2 separate regions of the Homo sapiens genome follow, and region 2 is linked to region 1. A link is an interaction called in ENCODE POLR2A ChIA-PET data of the cell type or tissue named here. Cell type or tissue: GM12878. All regions are shown on one strand. Each heading gives the region's core, and the rest is flanking DNA. Links, peaks and the distances in the headings are about the cores only.

The links. ChIA-PET counts read pairs that join two places held together with the same protein. Peaks named below come from ENCODE experiments on the same cell type or tissue, not always from the same donor. Only the 100,000 strongest peaks of a DNase experiment are listed, where the experiment ranks them.
Region 2: POLR2A ChIA-PET joins it to region 1 with 5 read pairs; 2 of 35 experiments call an interaction of 5 or more read pairs at or near these places.

What each region holds. Positions count from the first base shown.
Region 1 is chr1:208,793,645-208,800,092 of GRCh38, reverse strand. No RefSeq gene overlaps it. Among named protein-coding and RNA genes, the nearest start is that of LINC01717, 68 kb to the right of the region's middle. In GM12878, for the core only: no CTCF peak of the experiment used is centred there; no DNase peak of the experiment used is centred there.
Region 2 is chr1:208,083,960-208,089,682 of GRCh38, reverse strand. It overlaps PLXNA2 (plexin A2), which reads left to right. Exons shown (of 32, transcript NM_025179.4): 10 at 5,103-5,303. Among named protein-coding and RNA genes, the nearest start is that of LINC02767, 130 kb to the right of the region's middle. In GM12878, for the core only: no CTCF peak of the experiment used is centred there; a DNase peak (open chromatin) is centred at 2,972.

The sequences.
Region 1 (6,448 bases), core at 874-5,873:
CAGAAGTAATATATCTTCTCAATGTTTGGGGTCTACAGGCAGTAGGCTTTTCCTACTTTTGAGGCTCCAAACTCCTGACATCTATTTCTTTTCATTCTGATTAAAAATCAGCCAGTTGTGTCCTGAGATTATCTCTTTCTTATAATAACTTTCCAATGACAAACAATTATAACCATTTCTTTTTGATCCTTTCAACCATCTTCCTTAGGATCACTGACTCAGCCTGCATGTCATGTTACTTCCATGTTTTATCAAATGTTTTGCTAAATGTTTGGCTTTGAAAGGCCATGTCCACTTGCCCTGCTTCCAGTATCAGTCTCTTTGACACCCCCCAAATTGCCAAGTCAGTGCCACATATTTTAGGTTTTTCATCCAATTGTACCCCAATTCTGACAACAATTTCTCCATTCATTAAGTAAATCTAGCTTCTATAATAGATAAACCTGAAATCTCAGTAATTTAATGGATGTTTATTTCTTTCTCTTTTTTTCATAACTTCCAAGTGATAGTGACATAGGGGGGCTCTAGTCCACAGTCATTCAGGATATCAAGATAAAAGAGTTTTTGCCATCTTGTTCATCACATTGCAATGGTCATGTATATCCAGCTGACAGATGGAAAGGAGGAGTGCATAAGGATTTACTGGAGAATTTTACAAGCCAGGCTTAAAAGTGGCATGCCTCATTTCTGACCGCTTTTGCCTGGGGCTAAGGTTGTTCTGAGTGGGTGCAGCAGAAGAACAGGCTCACAGGGGCAAGGGTTACAGTGACAGAGTGGTTACAGTAGTAGGGGTGTGCCTTGGTGGCAAAGGGACTGAAGTCAGGAGGGTGGGATGGATGGGGAAATGGCAGGGTTAAGGGACTGTTGGTCCTGATGATATCTAAGAGCAGGAGTAAAGTAATAAAATGATATCAATGGAAATATAGGAAGTTATGACCAGAGAGTAAGATATTGGAGTTTATGATTTCACAGGTGTTATAGACCAGATGATAGCAAAATTCAAGTTTTGGTCAGAGAAGTGGGTTGCTGAAGCTTGGCTCAGATGTCTTTGTTCTGATGTTTCCGTTCTTATGATTCCAGCTCCATAGTAGTATTACGGTGCAGAGGTTACGCCACTGAGTTCTAAAGTTAGAAGACCTCAGTTTGAATCTCAGCCCCATCACTTGCTAGCTGTTTCACCCTTGGCATACTAATCTCTCTCAACCTCACTATGCATCTGTAAAATGACAATAAGAATATTTTCTCCTTGATAGGGCTGTTCTGATAATTGGGGATAACATGTAGACAGTGCTGAAAACACTCTAGCCCATAGTAAAAGACATTTCATTTATACTTTATATCTGTCTCTGTCATTCCTGTCTAGTTGTTCTGTTCTCAACATTCCCGGCCTTCACCTCTACCCCTTTCCTACCTGAACCCTATGGAGCAAAACAATATGCACAAAGTTCTTTTCAAATGATATGCTATAACTTCAGTCTTCCCTCCAAATTCATCCCACCACCTTTAGATGGGAATTTCTTTTATACCACATTAAGTATCCAATTTCAGAGGTGGTTACTTAGTCTAAAGTGGTTCTATTTCACTAAATTTCTTTGAGAATAAGTACCTCCAGAAAGATTTTTTAATAGAAAGTTTTGTCTACTTTCATGATTCACCTTAGATGATCCACCTGCATTGCCATCACAGCTGGACAGGACCTCCATTTCTAATGGTGTCCTCATGCCTCTCTTCTCACCTGGCCAGATATCTGCAATAGACTCTACAGCCTTACTATTCAAAATGTGGTCCAGTAGGCGCAGTGGCTCACACCTGTAATCCCAGCATTTTGGGAGGCCAAGGCAGGTGGATCACCTGAGGTCAGGAGTTCGAGACCAGCCTTGCCAACATGATGAAACTCTGTCTCTGTTAAAAATACAAAATTAGCTGGGCATAGTGTTGTGCACTTGTAATCCCAGCCACTCAGGAGGCGGAAGCAGGAGAATCACTTGAACCCAGGAGGCAGAGATTGCAGTGAGCAGAGATCAGGCCACTGAACTCCAGCCTGGGCAACAGAGTGAGACTCCATCTCAAAAAAAAAAAAAATGTGGTCCACAGACTAGCAGATCAGCATCTTCTGGAATGTTTGAAATGCAGAATTGCAAGCCCCATCCAGATCTACTGCATCTGAGTCTGCATTTTAACAAGATACCGGGAGATTCTAATGAATGACAGAGATTGCAAAGCACTGGTTGACAGCAAAGAGACTAACATTTCATTTGTCTAAAGGAAGGGTTGCACCTTAAAATAAGGTGTCCTGCCAGATATTAGGCAGAGCCCACTAAAGACTCAACCTTCCTATCTAGAGATGTAGAACTTAAGGTCTATGCTTATCTAATGCCCTGAACTTGAGATTCAGAAATGAAGAATGATAGAATATGTGGTAGCTGGTTTCACAAAAGAATTGCTGGTTCCACACAACAAAATTTGGAGAGTGGTTTTAAGATCTTTTTCTTTGTAGGTTGCCTAAGGAAATTTGCTAATTTCCCTGATGTAAGCTTCCCACTACCCTAGAAGAGAAAAAGTATACAAAAAAAAAAAAAAATACAGAAAGGAAATGACATAGGATTTGTGTGTGTGTATATATATAAATTTCAAAGGTCTGTTCCATCTGAGATAAGTCTCATAAAATAAATCAGTGAGACTGGGAAAGCAGTAGTCCTTTATATGTAGACATAATGGGGCTAAGAAATAATTGGTCAGAAAGAAACAGGTAGTTGTCCCATGTGTTAAATCAAATTTAGCCTAAAGCTGCCTCCTTACATATTTTAAGTTCAGCCTAATGGTTTCTCTGCACATCGTGAACTATAACAAGTGGAGGTGTAAATAGACCATAGCTTAGACTTGTGCCAATCAAATGTAGCCAACTGTTCAAACTGCGTTCAAGTAAGGCAAAGGCTGAGCTGTAAGCTATCCAGCTGCTTCTGTACCTCACTTCCATTTTCTGTACATCACTTTCCTTTTTCTCTTCATGAATCTTCTTCCACCACATAGGTTCACTGGAGTCTCTGAGCCTACTGTGGCTCAAGAGGCTGCCCGATTTGTGAATTGTTCATTGCTCAATTAAACTCCTTTAAATTTAATTTGGCTGAAGTTTCTTTTATCACATGGAAACTGTCTTGAAACTATGTTAGTATAGCAAGCACAGCATTTGTAATTAGAGCATATGCTTATTTGATGTGGAAGTCGTGGATTGATGGAGACTATGGTGAAGGCTAAAGCTCACCCCTCATCACCAGGTTTGGAAAGCAAATTACGTACTTAAGTGGGGTCTTATTATCAAACACCTGTTACTCTACAGAGATGAAGTTTGATTTCAGATTGGAAGAGTCTAACCCCAAAAAGTTAAAAAAAATCACAGTTTACTGGGATTTCCCATTGTCATCTATAAATAATCTGGAACATTATTAGACCAGAAGCAAAAACCATAAGTAGCTTATAGGACGTCTTAATCTTTTTGACTGCTCCAAGTTTGTCTGAATTTCCCCTTATCTGTCTACACTGCTGATTAGAAAAACAAATTTCAATTTAAATCTCTGGCAAATGCAACTTTAAGCAGATGACCAAGGTTCCCATCACCATCAGTAACACACATCGACATCACGCACCATCTGATAAGATGCAGTGAGAAGGGCACAACATCACTTTTGTGGTATTCTCACCAAAAATGTATGAACTTCTTTCTATTTAAGGTTTTTATGAAAAAACATTGAGCAAACGCAAATGGGAAACATTCTACAAAATATTGGTGCTATTTGAAAGTATGAAGGTTATGAAAGACAGGGACTCACTGAGGAAATAGCTCAGATTGAAGGAGACAACTAAAAGCGATGTGGGATATTGGACTAGCTCTGATGATACAAAATGCACAGTAGTGAAGAATGTGAAATTTTACCATCTGTAGTGTGGTTACTAATAGTGTATAGATGTTGATTTCCTGGTTTTAATCATTGCACTACAGTTATGTTAACGTTGGAGAAAGCTGAGTGGAGAATACAGGAGTGCTTTCTGTACCATGTTTTTTAACTTTTCTGTAGGTCTAAAATTATTTCAAAATCAGAAGTGTTTTAAACAAAAACTTAAGAATCTTTTATGTTTGTTTTTGGTGGAAGCCTCAGAAACTGAGTCCCAGTCAACTGTATCAGTCTTGGGTTAAAAGCCTTGAAAAGGATAGAAAATTAGATTGAGATCCTGGGACCTGTGGCAAGGAGAATAGAGAAAGAAGCCCCAAGAACATACATATGAGATGAACGGATGGATGGATAGATAGATAGATAGATAGATAGATAGATAGATAGATAGATAGATGATAGACAATAGGAGATGGGTAGGTAGACAGATAGGAGAGAGAGAAAGAAGATACATAGATAGATTATAGATAAATAGGAAATATATAGATCGATGATAGATAGGAGATACATTAGGTAGCTAGCTAGCCAGCCAGCTAGATAGATAGACAGATAGATAGCTATTGCTATGGGCTGAATTGTGTCCCGCCCCTGCCCCCCCTCCGCCTGTTTCATATGTTGAAGCCCTAATCCCCAGTACCTTAGGATGTGACTGCGTTTGGAATAGGGCATCTAAAAAGATCACTAAGTTAAAACAAGGCTGTCAGGGTGAGCTCCCATTCAATTTGACTTATGTCATTATAAAAAGAGAAGATTTGGACACACAAAGAGATGACAGGGATACACGTGCACAGGGGAAAGGCCATGTGAGGACCTGACAAGAAGGCAGCCATCTGTAAGCCAAGGAGAGAGGTCTCAGGAGAAACCTAACTGGCACACACCTTGATCTTGAAATTCTAGCCTCCAGAACTGAGAAAATAAATTACTGTTGTTAAGCCATCTAGTCCATGGCATTTCATTATGACAGCATTAGAAAATTAATATAATCATATATTAACAAATCTATGTTTAAATTGGTCTCTTCAGCCTTCTCTAAACATGTCACATTTTTTTTTTTTTTTTGCCTTCATGGATGAACATGCTTATTTCCTAGATATGAGACTCTTGGTATACACTTTTGATATCCTTTAAGGCCTATCTTAAGTCTTTCAGTTATCTAAAGGATGGTGTATTCATTCAGGTGAATATTAGATATGTATGAGATAATACTTAGAATGCTTTCTTTAATTTGGGGTATTGTGTTTTGAAAAGAACTTTGACCAACAACTGTATGTCTAAAGAAAGCTAACCTGAATTAGGAGCAGTCTATGAATTTTATCCTATTGGGAATAAGTGTAGAATCTAAGTTTGTGAAAGTTAAAAAAGAGTCAGGAAGGATATGATAGATCCCTTTAAATGTTTGTAGGGCTGCCAATGGAAGAGATTAGGTTTATTTTTTAGAGAGCAAATTTCAACCAGTTGAATTTTAGTCAGAAGGAACATATTTTGTATCAACAAAAGAACATATTTTTCAATAATTGGCACCATCCAGTAATAGTCTGCATGAAATGGTCTCGCTTGAGAGGTAGTGAGTTCTCAGCCACCAAAGGCATACAATCATCTAGTGATGGCCAGCTGTCAAGAATTCTATAGATCAGCTTCCTTCACTGGGTGGAGGGTGAGATGGGTTGAACTTTTAGAGTTTTCCACCTCTCAAAGTCTTAAATAATTCTAATGGTAATCTGAAGAGTGAAAGCATTCAGGATTTTGGGGGAAATGCCCTGAAAGGAACTATCAAAGATATTAGCAAGGCCATGTCCTGTGGGATAAGAGATTATTCAAAAGTCATGCATTTGTCCTGCCCTACAGGGAGTTGGTTTAACTGGACTGAGCTAGGGTCCAGACATGGATATTTTTAAGTCTTCCCAGGTAATTCTAGAGTGCAGGGAGTGTTAAGATCTGTGATACAGTTGAAGTATTTAGCAACACTGTGTAATATCCTCTCCCGGCTCCTTGGAATTTCCAGCAATTCTCAAAATTCTGAGCTTTACATCAGACTTCCTGACGAAGTGGATGACATAAATTTTTGTGAAGAATGCTAACACCAAGCCACTAAAGAGTTATGGACCCATCACAGACTTTTCCACTGTCTACACTTGTCAGACAGCAATCATCATACCCCAAATTAATGCAAAATATGTGAAGGGGAACATTGCACTAAATATAAAAGTTTTCTCCAATTTCCACATTGCATGATTAATTGGAAGAAGGTGGGTAGCTATTCCAGATACTGCCTGATGTTTACTATACATCTGTTCTACTTCACAGGCAGCTGGTGCCTAGAAGGGGAGTCACCTTTGTCTGCAGGGAGTGTGGAAGGATCCTACAGGAGTTAATAAAGAATAAAAAACACATACATATTTTATCCTAAGTTTCAGCAGCTACTGCAATGCAGAAAAAGTTTTCCCCTCTTTGAGAAATTAGAATAATATAAAAATAAAAATAACAGCTCATATTTGTTGAGC
Region 2 (5,723 bases), core at 1-5,000, 710 kb after region 1:
AGCAACATTAATATATCACACATTTATAATTTCTTCACATGTGCCAGGAGTTCTCAAAGTGTGCCCAGGGACCGGCAGCATCAGCATCACCTGGGAACTTATAGAAATTCAAATTCTTGGGCCCCATCCCAGATGAGGCTAAAGATTGAGAACCACTGACATTTGGCATTTCAATGGATTCTTGCAACAGCCCTGCAATTTCATATAATTTATATTTGACATCTGTAGTAACCAGAATGCTAAAAATTTCGGGTTTTTGCCCAAGGCTACAGAGAACTCAGGCATCCAAAAAAGCTGAGTACAGTATGTTTTCTACAGAAAATCAGGGCCCATGAGCTTTGTTTCCATGGTCACAGCCACACTTGCTGGCCTGACTTCAACCTGGTCCTTTGCTATTGGTCATGAGGATTCAGGCTATGGATGGGCCAGCACAAATCCATCTCCACAGATGGAGAAACTGCCCATAGAAGATGGGTCAGTGGTGCCATTTCCAGATAAAAAGACAGCCAGCATATGAGGTAAATCTGCCCACATCTTTCCAGAAGGCAGATGGACCAATTCCATGCTTAGGCTTGACAATGAAGAACAGCTGTGCTAGAACGAATGCAATTCAAAAATAAAAATATTAGTACTTATTATATATGCAGCATATATATAATTTAACCTTAAGTACTCTATGAAGTGGATTATATTATAGATGAATAGACTGAGGCTTAAATAAGTTAAACAGCTTTCCTATGATCATCAAATAAATGCAGAAATTAGGATTCAGAGACAATTTTTCAAGCTGACCTTGAATAAGTGAAAGTCCACTGATTCTGCAGTCACACTCACACGCACACACACCACAAATAGGCGGTAATATTAACAATTGTCAATCCAGCATATTACCACTTACAACACACATTGATTTTCCTCTTTCATGCAATCTAGGTTTGTCAGATATTATTGGCACCATTTTATAGAGGAGGAAACTGACTTTCAATTAAACCATTTGTCAAGCTCTCTTAAGGTAATGAGTCAGACCTTTCCAGCACTCAGAGCACAGCAGATCTCTGATGGGGGCCCCCCAAATCTCTTCCTCCCTGAGTCAGATCAGGCTGTGACATGGTGTTAGCAAGCGGGTGTGCACGGGAGGATGTATGGCTTTCAGCTTTTAAAGCTCATCTCCCTCCATGGCTAAGCCAGGCCTAGTGAGATGTAGATACATAAATATCTCCTTTATGCCCTGTCCCAGGGGAAAGATAGAACCAAATAAATCCGATTAGCTTCCCAGGATGCTGGCTGCTCTCTCTTTGAAGTCCAGTGGGTGAAGATAATGCCATTTCCACATGGGAGAAGTCGCTTCAGAGGGCTAAAGGGTCCCCAGCACAGAACGCTGGCAGAGCACAGCTGAACAGGTGGGCAATGTGAGCCCAAGACTCATAGGGCTCCTAAACCAGGTCCCTGCTCTCCCTGCAGCTGTGTTTCCTCTTCCCCAGCCTACCGCCACCCCTGGGGTATTCCTACAAGTTTAAGTCTTGGTTTAAACTAAGATTGCTGCTGAGAAGGTGATCCTGGCTCCAGTTGGCCTAGAGACAGAGGAGAAAGAAGATGACCCAAAGAGATCACTCAGAAGGCTGTGAGGATCCGCGGTAGCAATCAGTATTTTAAGAATGTGAACAACAGTCTTAACATTCTGCAGGAAAAGCATCTTAGGATGATTTGCTTTCTTTTTCATAAGACAGGTACTGTATGTGTATGTACACATGTGTGTGCCTGTGTGTGTGTGTATACCCACAGAAGCAAACAGGTTGGAAGTGGCCTTATTGTATCTGATTAAACCCTTCACCATCCTCAAGCCCCACAGATATTGAAGTTTCAACAACTTGGCAATTGTTTGGGGTCCAGTCTCCTCCACCCACTTTCAGCCCTTACCACTGCAATTTCCACCCAAGATTCACAGATCCTTCATGAATATACTCACCAGAATCATCTCATAACCCAAAAGGCCTGTATCTTCCCATTTCCCAAGATGAAGAAAGCATACCTGGGGCACCAACCGCTTCTTTCCTTTGCCTTAGAGAATAGAAGGGAAAAAATCCTATTCTGTCTGACCTGAGAGCAATTGCCAAATAAAGAAACAAAGCATAAGACATTCTTTTTCTACTAGGGCAATCTTGGGGCCTGGTTCAGCATTTGGGAAGACCCTAATTGTTACCCTTACATTTGATTCTAAAAAGTCTGAAACAGCAGACCATGGGAAATTTCCTAAAATTCTAGAATCCCTTAAAAAAAAAAAAAACTCATGTAATAGTACTCATAAAGTCTACTCATGATTCTCCAACCTCCAGGCTGGACTGGACTTAGCCCAGCCTAAAAGATGAAAGTGTGTGTGTGTGTTACATATAGATAACATATGTGTTATATATAGGTATTACACATAACATCTATATAAAAGTATACTTTTTTTGGTCCACATTAAAAGGATTCAACAATCTTTTTTTACTAACCCCAGACATCATACTTCCAAAAGCACATCTTTAAGATCCTGCTACTGAAATTTGAATTTGTTGTCTAAGCTCATTAGAGATGAAAAACAACTGCTCGTCATTTACAATTCATCAGCTGGTTCGGAGTAAGAAAATCTCTCTCTCTTTCTCTCTGTCTCTCTGTCTGTCTGTCTGTCTCTCTCTCTCTCTCTCTCTCTCTCACACACACACAGAGAGAGAGAGAGAGAGAGAGAGAGAGAGAGTGCGAGAGAGACCATTATACCCCAGCCTTATTTCTAACTTAAATTCTAACATTAGATTTGATGCAGATATTTTAGCTGCTAACAGGAAGTGTTATCTCCTTTTCTATGAGATGCCTGGGCTTCCCTAAAGTGGTGCTCATCTTTTTTTTTTTTTTTTTTGGCTATAAATATATGAAAGAGTCTGTCAAGAGTGCCTGCAGGGAATGAAAGTGAAAGTGCAGTAAAGAGCAAGTTTATGAGTTGGCAGCTTGAGTGACTGGCTCCTAAACAGGGACCCATCTGTTCTGGGGTTGCCTTGTGATTCTCTCTCGTGGATGCCGTGCCTGCCTGGAGTCCTCACATGCAGGTGGCCAGCTGACAAGGGATGACACTGGTGAGCCTGCCGGTGTGTCCAGACCCTCTTAGGTGGGTTTCTGTGCAGAATTTCCCCCAGATCCGGCTCTTCAGAAATTGTCAGTAGTAAATTATCCTTAGTAAATGTGGACATGCCACTTTAGAAATCATGTGACTCCAAAACCCATGACTATTTCCAACTCCAGCTTTTGAGAACCAAATGCCTTCTCAAGTCTCTTCAAGCCCAGAAGGCAGGCTTTACCTCATCTCTAAAGAATCTACAAAGTTGGAGCTAAAAAAAAAAAGATTTTTTCACAGGTTGCTTTATTTTATTTTCTATTTACCCTCCCACAAGCAATGACATGCTTGACATGTCCGTTACATGTCAAGCACTGGCAGAAAGACTGGGGAGATGGAGGTGAGTAAGATGCAGCCTAATCCTCAAGAAGCTCACAGCCCAGTGAGGAAAGCAAATCAAGAAATTGTAATTCTGTGTGTCAAAAGCAATCATGGGTGAATATTCATAACTCATCCTGAAGCCAGTGCAGGGGCAGGGGCAGGGACGGCCTTGCAGAGAAGAAACTGGGCTGAGTTTGAAGGCTGATTAAGAGGTAATCAATTATTAATTCTCAGAGAAGGTGATGATTTAAAAAAACCAAAAAAGTAAAAGAAGAGGTAATCAACTAAAAGAGGGGCTGAAGCAGGGCAGCAGCAGGAGGAAGACAGGCAGGAGTGTGTGTTTCTAATAGACGGAAAAGCATGTTCAAAGGGCCAGAGGCAGATCCTGTAAGGGAGAGGGCATCTCAGAGTTAACCATACATTCAGTATGGCTGGACTATTATGTGCAAGAACCACAGAGTTCAGAGGGAGGTAGGCAAGGGCCAGATGCTGAACGGCTTGCAAGTGGGGCCCAGAGAAAAGAGGCAACAGCCCGAGCCACACCATGACAAGAGGTGGCCACAGGAGATTCCCTGTGTGAGGCTGTGCCGGCATTGCACAAGGCTTCTTAATTATTGCATTTGCCATTAGGAGGACAATATTTTTGTCATTGAACATGTCCTACACCTTGTAGGAAATCCAGCAATCCTGGCCCCTGGCATCAATGCCAGTAACACCCTCTGCAGGCCCTGTAGCAGCATCAGCCCCCAGACATTCCCAGAAGTTCCCCCTAAGAACCACTGCCCAGGAGAAGGGGACAGAGAAAGGGGAGCCTCCTATGAGAATTCCCCTAGTGATTCCCTGTGGAGGTGGTTCCCACATCATCACTGCCAGGGGCTACCAGGCTCATCTGCCCGAGGAGAGAAGGAGAAAGAGGAGATTGGCACAGTGGGGTGGCCCTTTGACCTCTGGTGGAAAATCAGCATCTAGTCATGGAGCTCCATAAATCAATCTGTCTTTCTCACTGTCTCTCTCTCATGGTCCTTCCCAAAGCCCCTCCCTACCAAGACTTTCTTTTTTGGTTTTGTTTTCCAAAGCAACATGGCATTCACGCAGGGCCTGGTAATGAAATGAGATTAAAAAAAAAAAAAAACAGAGCAAGTGTTTAGAGTATTGCTGGGAGGGCTTGATCCACCTTCTGGAAAGCCTAGCTCAGTCGGGGCTGGGAAGCTGAAGCTGCTGATAACGGATGCCCCAGGCATCGGCATCAGACAATGCAAGGGGCCGAGTATCTGGAGCTGGGGAACAAGATGAAACCCAGAGGTAGGGGTGCCAGGTTGGGGACAGGGACACGTGGAGGCTCTTTTATCCAGTGTCTCAGGAGATAAAATCCACAGCTTGCCACACTGTGCTTGAAAATTAATTCCTGAATTGTAACACACACAGCAGATACAGGACAACTTGTGGGACGGGGATGACAATATCAAAGCCCAGGAGCTAAGAGCGATTCCATTTTCCCTGCCCATTCCACGGGCCTTACATGAGGTAATATCCTGCTCTTGGGCAGCTCACCTGATACAAGAGGGGCCTGCCTGTCCCAGGCACATAGGACAGCATGAACAGGGGACAGATGGAGCCTCTTCGTTTGTTCCCCCAGGACTGTCCCCAGCTGGTGCCCACAGAGGAGATCTTGATTCCAGTCGGGGAGGTAAAGCCAATCACCCTTAAGGCGCGAAATCTGCCCCAGCCGCAGTCCGGCCAGCGAGGCTATGAGTGTGTCCTCAACATACAAGGAGCCATCCACCGGGTCCCCGCTCTGCGCTTCAACAGCTCCAGCGTTCAGTGTCAGAACAGCTCGGTAAGAAAACGCAGGCTGGGCCCTGCCTGGAGCAGGGCTTCCTCTCACACTCGTGCTGGGGCCTCAGTATGGCCAGCCCTGGCTTCCGGAGCCTTCCAGGTTCACAGGCTGAGCCCACATCCCCAGGGATGCAGGAGCCAGCCAGCACCCCAGCCGCTCAGCCAGAGCAGGGCAGGTGACTGGTGCCAGAGGAGACAGTTCCGTGAGGACCCTCATGGCAGACACTGAGATCTTTGTGCCCTTTCTGAAGTTGATTTTTTAAATTTTAAATTTTTTTATTTTTAATTTTTGTGAGAACACAGTAGGTGTATGTATTTATGGGCTACATGAGATGTTTTGATACAGGCGTGCAATGTCAAATAATCACATCATGGACCTTTCTGAAGTTGAAAGAGCACCTCTTTGTCTTCAGTGAAACTT